2 separate regions of the Homo sapiens genome follow, and region 2 is linked to region 1. A link is a loop called in an ENCODE intact Hi-C map of the cell type or tissue named here. Cell type or tissue: PC-3. All regions are shown on one strand. Links, peaks and the distances in the headings refer to the core of each region. The heading gives the core; the rest is flanking DNA. Region 1 overlaps AFG2A (AAA ATPase AFG2A). Region 2 overlaps AFG2A (AAA ATPase AFG2A).

Region 1 (5,388 bases), core at 240-5,239:
GTAATCCTCCTACCTCAGCCTCACAAGTAGCTGGGACTACAGGTGCATACCACCACGCTCAGCTATTCTGTAAATTTTCTGTAGAGATGGTGTCCCACTATGTTGCCCAGGCTCGTCTCAAGCTCCTGGGCTTAAGGGATCCTCCCACCTTGGCCTCCCAATGTGCTGGAGTTATAGGTATAAGCCACTGTGCCTGGCCCACACTATTAAAATTAATAAGTGCATTTGGCAAGGTAGGTAGACACAGTCAATACAAAAAAAATTACTTTTTCTATTGGGAGGCCAAAGCAAGTGGATCACTTGAGGTCAGGAGTTCATGACCAGCCTTGCCAACATAGTGAAACCCTGTCTCTACTAAGCTACTTGGGAGGCTGAGGCACAAGAATTGCTTGAACCCGGGAGGCAGAGGTTGCAGTGAGCTGAGATAGTGCCACTGCACTCCAGCCTGGGTGACAAAGCAAGACTCCGTCTCAAAAAAAAATTTTTTTTTACTTCTTCTAGATACAGACATGCGTTGCTTAATGACAGGGATACGTTCTAAGAGATGTGTCTTTATGCGATTTTGTCATTGTGCAAACATTATAGAGTATACTTATACAAATCTAGATGGTATGGCCTACTATACATCTAGGCTATATGGTATAGCCTATTGCTTCTAAGCTACAAACCTGTGCAGCAAGTTACTATACTCAATACTGTAGGTAACCGTAACACAATGGTATTTGTATACCTAAACATAGAAAAAGAAAAGGTACAGTAAAAATACAGTATAAAAGATTTACAAAGATCGTGCCACTGCACTCCAGCCTGGGTGACAAAGTGAGATTCCGTCTCAAAAAAAAAAAAAAATTTTTTTTTTACTTTTTCTAGATACAGCCATGCATTGCTTAATGACAGGGATACATTCTGAGAGATGTGTCTTTATGTGATTTTATCATTGTGCAAACATCAAAGAGTCTACTTATGAAAATCTAGATGGTATGGCCTACTATACAGCAAGGCTACAAACCTGTAAGGCATGTTACTATACTCAGTACCATAGGTAACTATAACACAATGGTAAGTATTTGTGTATCTAAACATAGAAAAAGAAAAGGTACAGTAAAAATATAGTATAAAAGATTAAAAAATGTTATACCTGTGTGGGCACTTACCATGAATGAGGCTTATAGGACTGGAAGTTGCTCTGGGTAAGTCAGTGAGTATGTGCTGAGCAAATGTGAAGGCCCAGGACATTACTATACTCTACTGTAAACACTATCCACTTAGGCTACACCAAATTTAAAAATAATAATACTAATTACACTACTACTTTACAATGGTTATGATGTCACTGGATGATAGGAATTTTTCAGCTCCATTATAATCTTACAGAGCCACTGTAGTATATACCATTCATCCTTGACTAAAACATCGTTATGCAGTCCGTGACTATACTAACATAAAATAATTACAAGTGAAACTTTACAAAATGCCATTCATAAGTGCATTCAAAAAACCAAAGTACCTAAGAATAAATCTAATTAACAGTATGCAAGACTTTTCACATAAAACTACCAAACTACCTGGAGGGAAATTAAGGAAAATCTAAAATAAAATGAAGGAATCTAAGAAGTTCATGGATTACAAGGTATTAACTTCCCAAATCTCTCCAAATTGATTGAAAGACTTAATAATTCCAATCAAAATGCAAGCCAGTTTACTGGGTGGGGAGAAGGAAGAACCCGACACATTGATTTTAAAACTTCTATGGGAATGCAAAGTGCCAACAATAGTCAAGAAAATTTTGATGACCATTTTTTTAAAAAAATATCACTTACCCTCCAGAAATTATGACTTTTTATAAGGCTGAAAGTATTGAAGACATTTCAGTATTGTGGACAAGGATAAAAGACCATTGAGGCAGAGCAGAGAATCTAAAATGAACACAAACCCTTGATTTATGTACAACAAAGGTAACACAGAAGCAAGGCAGAAATTGATGGTCATTTCAATAACTGGTATAACACATCTATATGAAAAAAAGTGAAGCAATTAAAGATAGCAACATGAAAGGAAAAACAATAAAAGCATCAAGAAGGTAAGAGAAAATATACCTAACAGTAGATTTGACCAAGATTTCTTAAGCTAGCTACAAAAATCACCAGCCACGAAGAAAAAGACTGATGAACTGGATCCTTTATATCAATATATATTATAATAAATATATAATTATAAACTTTCTGTTCCTCAAAAAGATACTACAGAGAATAAAAATGTAAGCCACAGAGTAGAAGATATTTAAAATACATATATCTAACAAAGGTCTCACAACTAAGCTATATTAATAACTTCCACAAATCAATATATTTTTAAAAAGTAACCCTACAGAAAAATTGAATAGATACTTGACAGGCACATCACAAAGAAAGACATCTAAATGGTCAATTCAAATATAAAAAGTACTCAGACTCAGTCATCAGGGAACTAAAACCACAATGAAATACTGCTATAAACTCCATGTCAGCACCCACGAGAAGAAACTGGAATTTTCACGCACAACAGGTAGAAAGGTAAATTGGTAAAATCACTACAAAAACGTTTTGGCAGTATTTAGTAACAAGAATCCTATAACCCAATAATTCCACTCTTAGACAAATAATAGACAGAAATGCATACATTTGTGCAGCAAAAGGCATGTGCAAGAATGTTCATGGCATTACTCATAATACTTAAACAATCGAATTCAGCAATAAAAATGAACTCCTGCTATGCAGAATAAAATGATGAAGCTCCCAAACCATAAAACAAGTGAAAGAAGAGAAGGCAAAACAGGCAAAACTGATCTATGGCATTCGAAGCCAGGAGAGTGGTTGCCTTTTGGGTTGAGGTGAGCATGTAGGGCTGGGAAAGGGTCTGAGAGAGGTACCAGGAAGCTAGTAATGCTCTGTATCTTGATCTGAGTGGTGGTTACACAAGTGTGTTCACTTTGGAAAACACATGGATATTTTAGCTTATGCTCTCTTATGTATACATGCAATACATTGAGAAAGAAGTTTATTTTAAAAAAGTATGTAAAAAGTGTGGCGCAAGTAAAAAAAAACTATAAATAAAGCAACAACACAGAGCTGGTTTAAATAACATTGAGGGATGGTAGTTTTAGAAATTATAAACTGCAGTTTAAAATGAAATATCATTGTATCAATATTAGCTCATCAATTATAACAAAGGTACCACACTAACTCAAGACAGTAATAATGGGAGAAGCTGGAAAAAAGGGAAGTTACATGGAAATTATCTGTACTTTCTGCTTTATTCTTCTGTAAACCTAAAACTGCTCTAAAAAAAGTCTATTAATTTAAAAAAATTTTAATAAAATGAAAAAACTCAGTTCTAAGTATCCATATGTACATATACAATGAAGTTTATTCCTTAATATTTTATTACTAAAACAGGAAAATATCTTTATTTAGAGTACTTTCTAATCAGAATAATTAAAAACATGATGATCTAGGAAAATAAATCCATAAAAAAGGTTTTGGGGCTGAATGCAGTGACTCACACCTATAATCCCAGCACTTCAGGAGGCCAAGGTGGGAGGATCACTTGAGGCCACGAGTTTAAGACCAGTCTCGGCAATACTGCAAGACCCTACCTCTTTAAAAAAATAATAAAAACAGTTTTGGGAATTTTCTATACAGAAATCCTGATCAGGCTCAGAATCATTGCAGGACATATTTATAAGCTGACTAGTGTGCAAAATATACTAGAATACAAAATATAGATTATATGATTTAAAGTATTCACAAAGAGTTTTGATTTGCCAGAATATTTTATACAAACGAATATGGTTGGTATGAAAGGCAGGGTGACTAAAGAAGAAAAACAAAACTTGAGGAGAGAGAACAGCATTTTTTACATGCCGTTACTCTGATTTTTTTTTTAAGAGACAAGGTCTTGCTCTATTACCCAGGCTGGAGTGCAGTGGTACAATCATAGCTGACTGCAGCCTCAACTCCTAGACTCAAGCAATCCTCCCACTTCAGCCTCCCAAGTAGCTAGGACTACAGACACACACTACCACCACCGGCTAATTTTATTTCTCTTAGAGACAGAGCCTTGCTACATTGCCCAGGCTGGTCTCAAACTCCTGGCCTCAAATTATTCTCCTGGCCTGGCCTCCCAAAGTGCTAGGATTGCAGGTGTGAGCCACTGCACCGAACTGGTTTTGAAAATATTTTTTAAAAATAGTTCTCAGTAATGGAACCCCTGTTCTTGTATTTCTTGCCAATTCAGTTACAATTCATGTTAAAGGAAAGCAATTAAAGTATTATTATATCATAAAGCCACTGAGAAGATATATTCATTGACCACAGGAGTTACTCTTTCATGGGCACTCTTTTCAATATTAACTCATCTATTCACTCAAAATATTCAACAAGAACCTCCTAGACATAATTACTTCATTAAACAATTGTACTGAGCTCTTACATATGAGGGTACACAAGAAGGCAAATCAATCTCTCACAGCTAACAGTCTAATAGGAGAGATACATCATAACGCGTAGTTATTATAAACTATGCCAAGTACTGTGACATGGAAAGAACAAAGTGGCACAAAAACACGTCAGGAACATCGAACTCAGTTTCAGGAAGGATTAGTTTACCTAATGACTCTCACAGAAATCATTTAGTACATTCCTTTATTTCACAAATGAAAAACTGAAACATATATCTAAGTTCAAGTAATTAGCCCTGAAAAGTGAATCGATGTTAACCTGATAAAATAGGAATTGGGGCCAAAGAGGCAGCCGACTATTCCAAGCAGGGGGAACAGCATATAAATAGAGACAAGAATGAGCATAGCACTTTAGAGATTAGGAGGCCCTATAGAATAATAAAAGATAAAATCCTAAGTCTCCAGAGTTCAGTCTTATACATATGAAAGAACATGTTTAAATAAACCTACATCCAACTCTATTACTTCGTTTGTAGGTATGTGAGGATATAAAGTATGGTGGATTGTTAGAAAGGAGAAAAGAACAATAGGTAAGTTTACTGATTTGCAAAAGCTATAAAAACGTAAGAGATCCTGGAGACCCCTGCCACAGGCCTTCAGATTCTTTCCCACTCTGAAGTATTGATTCTGGACTCTATATAAACGTATCCTATTTTACACAACAAATGCTATTCTTGAAAATAACATGTAAGTTGAAAAACAGAATTTGTATGAATTAAATGTTAAATATATTATCAAGAGCTTACAGAAATTAAAGATCCTTGGAGCTATAATACTAATGCAACCAATCCTCCATGGCTCTAGGTCTGCCATTAACTAGCTCAGGCACAACTTTAAATAAGACTTAGCCCTTTTGGCCATCAGTTACCTCATTTATTAAATGAAAAGAT
Region 2 (5,388 bases), core at 270-5,269, 130 kb before region 1:
AAAGGAAATCCTGTCATTTGTGACAATATGGATCAACCTGGAGGACATTATGCTAAGTGAAATAAGCCAGACAAAGAAAGGCAAATAGTGCATGATCTTGCTTATATGTGGAGTCTTAAAAAGTTGAACTCACAAAAGCAGAAAGTAGAATGGTGGTTATCAGGGCCTGGAGGTCTAAGGGAGTTGGGAAGATATTGGTCAAAGGATACAAACCTTCAGTTAAACAGGAGAAATAAGTTCAAGAGGTCTATTGTACTGTAGGGTGACTATCGTTAACAATATATTGTATACTTAAAAATTACTAAGAGAGTTGGTTTTAAGTGTCCTCATCACAAAAAAATAAGAAGTATGTGAAGTAATGCACATGTTAAATAGCTTGATCTAGCCATTCCACAATGAATACACAATTATCAAAACAACATGTTGTACTCTATAAACAGATACAATTTTTATGTCAATTAAAATAATCTTTTTTAAAAAGAAACAAAAACGTGAGGTTCATATATGAACAACAGACATTAAAGGCTACTAATCTTCTAAAAACTTACAAGGACAAATCAAGAGTCAGGAAACTTTTTCTGCAAAGGTCTAGAGTATATAATTTAGGCTTTATAGGCCATAAGTCTGTACTGTAACTACTCTACTACAGTAGTGCAAAAGGAGTAACAGACAAAACATAATCAAATTAGTGTGGATGTGTTCTAATAAAGCTTTATTTATGAGGACTGAAAGCTGAATTTCATATAATTTTCATATGTCACAAAAAACCACTTTTAAAGTATTTTCCTAATCATTTAAATATGTAAACACTATTCTTAGACAATGGGATATGCAAAACCAGTTGGTGGGTCACGTTTGGCCTAAAGGCCATGGTCTGCCAACCCTTGAGATAAAGCGTCTTTATCTTATGAACATCGAAATGAAGTAAGACCCACATATGCATACAACCTCTCACCAGTCTCTCTTCTCTGATCTCTCCCAATTCTCTATCCCCAAAGCCAAAACTTGGAAGGGGCTGCCATAGAAGATAAGAATAATAACTGTCATAGAAGTTAAAACACCTGGAGTTTTAAAAACAAACAAAAGAAGAATCCAGCAACAATAACAAAAACACTTATGAGAGTCTTGTGTAAAGATGGCAAAGCTGAAATTGGAAAACAACCGTACAGGACGCTTTCCAGCTTTAATCTTAATATGGCTCACCAAAGACTATTCACATCATTTTGATAAACAATGTGAAAGATTAATAGGCATCCATTCCTTAAATACTTTTGGGAAAGTAAAGAATTATGATTCATTTGAACTATTAATGTCAATTAGTCCTTGCAGCTTTTTTTTTTTAGTTCTGACTTAGCTAAGAAGAGTAATATTAGAAGAGCAATAGTTATAACTAGGAAAAATGGAGAATGAAGAAACATTTGTAGCCTTTCTTCTGAGGGTATTTTTGGAATACTAGTCATTTGAATATCGAAAGATACGTATATTTAGCTTTTTATTTGTGGACATTCCTAAATATTGTTAATTAACTTTTCCCCATGTCATAAAACTTTCTAGAAAACTAAATTTTAAGCTGGATGCTGTGGTGCACACCTATAATCTTAGCTACTTGGGAGGCTGAGGCAGGAGATTGCTTGAGTCCAAAGGTTTAAGGCTGCACAACTTAATGATCTGTGAATAGACACTGCACTTCAGCCTGGCAAAACAGCCAGACCTGCATCTCAAAACAAACAAACAACAAAACCCAACTTCAATTTGCAACAATGTAAGAAAACAAAATGTTATGTCTTATTTAGCTCATTAAGCACATTTCCTCTTCCAGAAAAACTGTAAGGAAAATTAATGCCAATTTACTACCTCCATGAGTCTAACACAACAATAGAAAATAATCCTGAAACCAAAATTATTTAAGACTTCTACATATCTTTCACAATTTTTCTCAATTGGGCAATCTTTTCCATAGATGGCTTAAAGTAAAATTTTTGAAGTCCTTCAAATTTCCTACTACAAGAAAACTAGGTTTATACGCTAGGGATAATGCTTATAATTTAATAGTTCTTATTAGGAGCTTGTTATATAGTAGGTATCCGTACTAAAAGTACCCAAATAAACTGAATTCAAAGATATTCACAGAATTAAAACTATTTTGAGGCATGCTTATCACCCGAGAAAGAAGACATGATCATGTTTTCCTTAAGATTCAACACAAATGTATAAAATGTCATGGACTGGACACTTCTAAAGGGGCCACACAGCAGTTGTTAACAATGAACAACATAAATTCCAAAAGTTTGGGCATTTAACTATTATTTGGGCATCATTAATAAATTAGTTGTTTGTTTCTAAACTCTCCTGATGCTAAGCAAATCCAGACCATCAGCAATCAATCTAAAGACAATGAGCCTACTTGATATCACACAATCTCATTAATCTTCATCTGTCCTACCGCATCCTATCACTCTTACGCAAAATGAACACTAGAGGACTCAACTTCAACTTCTCTTCACTATCTAAGCAGGAGGTAGAAAAAAGCCTCGGGGACTTAGGGACATCACAAGCAATTATTTCACCAGCCTAGTGTGCTACATCACAGCAAATGAGTCTGACATGTAAATGTGACATAGCAAGGAGTAAAATAACGCAGTTCTTGAGCTATGTGTCTCACTGTCTTTGCTAAAACACCAGAATCCCCAAGAAACTTTGGCTTTAGTCTCCCCAGAAGACATGAAACTGAAATACTGTCAAAAAGAGACACTAAATATGCACAACACATGGGTAACATAATGATATCAATTTCACTCCTGTGACAGTCCAGGAATTCTCCTTGTTTTAACATACTAACCTAAAATCATCATAACATAGAGGTTGTGGGGTAAGAGGCAACAAGATTGTAAAATATGCTAGCTAATTTAAAAGGCCAAATGCCTGGATTTAATGTAGCCAAAATTACACTATATATATCAATTTCTTTGACCCTACAATGATCTTTTTTTTTAATCAGTTTTAGCCTAAAAACATAAAATGTACTTTAACTCTTCGTCGCCTCTTTTATTCCTACTACAGTTTCTTCCAGACAATAAAGATGGTAAAAACTGTGTCTTTACTTCATAACAGGATGTTGTTGTTTTAATTGTCCTTAAAACTGTTTTGTTTCTACCAGCACATTCATGGCACAGTTTGAACATTACGTGCTAATCATACAAGTGTGGAAACAACTTTATAGTACTATTAAACAATATAAGTAATGTTCCACAGTAGTTCTTCAGAGAAAAAGTATCTGGAAAGGAAACAGACTTAAAATTTTACTGCATATTCTCTTGTATTTCACAAACTTTAGAGAACTTGACAAGGACATACACTTTTGATACAGTATATATCATCTGAGTAGTAACAAAAGTATAGTTAAAAAAAATTCATGTTCCACAGGGAGTTCTACCTGAAAGAGAAATGAATTAAATATTAAACTTTTTTATAATTATCACTAAATACTGAAGGCACTTTCCCCACCATAACTACAGAATATATACAGCACATTTAGGCCATGGTTCAAAATAAGAGGGAATCAATGAATAAAAAGAGGGATGTGAGGAAAGTGTGGATAAAAGATATATATATATATATATACACACACACACACACATATATATATATATATATATATATTTTTTTTTTTTTGTGGGGAGGGATATAAAGAAAGTGATTTTGTATGAGGGACCTTGCATGGTGGATTCTTGTCCTAGAGTAAAGTAACTGGTTGTTTGAGAGGGAGATGGTGTAGGACAGGTCACAAGGTCCAGACATGTCATGGATGGTCTGTGTGGGTGATAATGGGGTTTGTGAAAGGGAATTTGTGAGGGGAGTTTTGTGTGTGATTAAGCTGGCTGTGACTGAAGGAAAACTGTTCGTGGTAGACTTTCTAGAAAATGGTCTAGGTGTTAGAGCCAGCTTTTCTTAAGGTATTAATTTGCTAACTTACCAGAATTTTTGCTTTTTCAATTCTGTGATTTATTTCTTTTGAAAGCTTCTCAGATTTGTGTAACTCTTTCCTTTAGCTTTTTTGTCAGCTCCTGTAACTTGTTTCTCCTCTGGTTCTGACTGCTGTTATGGCCTGATACTAGAGTGTTTTGCCTTAGAGATCTACAGGAACACTTTTCCCCCAGTATAGCTTGATTTGATGCTCTTGGTTTTTCTTGATATATAATCTTATTTTTGGCTTTTAATATTTGACTCCTATATTGCTTAAAATGTTTTAAGCCACCTCCATTCCTCTCTGGCCTAAAATGTTTAATTGGCTATAAGTCTTTTGACTTACACGTTCCCCGGCCAAAGGAAATCCTACAGAAACCTAAAAAACTAATTCAAGCCATGATGGGAAATAGGGGGTTGGACAGACTTCACTATGCCACCCCGGCTCTTGGAATTTAGGCCAGGTTCAAAAGGCCTTTCAAAATTATGAAAATAAAGTGTTGCCGTTTCCCACAAAGAAAAAAATAGTTCCTCTGTTTAACCAGACTTAGTCTTACTAAGAACTTAAAAAGAAAGATCCCCTGATGATCAATTACAACCCAAAATGGAAGGACCCCTATCAGGTATTGTTAAGGACCTCCACTGCTGTCAAACATTAGAGAATCACTAGCTGGATACAGCTGTCCAGGATTAAACCTGTTTCTTGTAAGTCGCTGCAGGCATAAGAGGAAGACACCATAACTTACAAACCTCTAGAAGACTTAAAGCTATTATTTCACAAACACACAGATAAATAATGTGATGCTGTGGGTGGGCATAGGAGCATTAAGTTTTCTCTTCCTTATAATTGTAATTTTCTTGTTTAACCTCCTACTAAAGTTTGTATCTTCTAAAGTCAACATAAAGATGATGCTGGCACAAGGCTTCCAACTCATCTTATCTTCTGACCCAGAAAATGAAAATATCCTGCTGTTGGGCTCCTTAGATCAGGTATCCAGAGATTTTTACTCCTCCCATGCTAGGCAGAGCCTATGTTTATAAAATCAGCAGAAAGCACTTACAGAAGATAGACCTGTGCCCATCTGCAGCCCTTTAAGATTAAGGAGGAGTTTCTAATCTCTGAGGGGGGAATAAGGTAGGAGACCAACAAGACTTGTTTTCTGGTGAAAAACTCTGCTGAACAAAACAGGATCTAGTCCACATGGGGCAAAGTGAAGAAACTGGCCAAAGCCAGCAGATGGCAACAAAAGCGATCTCTAGCTGCGCTCAATGCTCATTGGCCTAAGACACTGCCACCAGAACCATGGCAGTTGACAAATGTCATGGCAATGACTCAAAAGTTACCACCCGTTTCCATGGCAGTGACCCAGAAGTTACCCTTTCATAGAATCAATTTGTGTTAACTCACCCTTTAATTTGCATGTA

The links. A loop is a pair of places that touch in the nucleus more often than their neighbours do. Peaks named below come from ENCODE experiments on the same cell type or tissue, not always from the same donor. Only the 100,000 strongest peaks of a DNase experiment are listed, where the experiment ranks them.
Region 2: it touches region 1 in a loop (4-fold over the local background); 2 of 110 quality-filtered maps call a loop at or near these places.

What each region holds. Positions count from the first base shown.
Region 1 is chr4:122,965,936-122,971,323 of GRCh38, reverse strand. All of the region lies in intron 9 of AFG2A (AAA ATPase AFG2A), which reads right to left. Among named protein-coding and RNA genes, the nearest start is that of AFG2A, 46 kb to the right of the region's middle. In PC-3, for the core only: no CTCF peak of the experiment used is centred there; a DNase peak (open chromatin) is centred at 2,743; H3K4me3 peaks cover 825 bases; H3K27ac peaks cover 963 bases.
Region 2 is chr4:123,093,315-123,098,702 of GRCh38, reverse strand. The region is part of intron 14 of AFG2A (AAA ATPase AFG2A); the gene reads right to left. Among named protein-coding and RNA genes, the nearest start is that of AFG2A, 170 kb to the right of the region's middle. In PC-3, for the core only: a CTCF peak has its summit at 2,487; no DNase peak of the experiment used is centred there.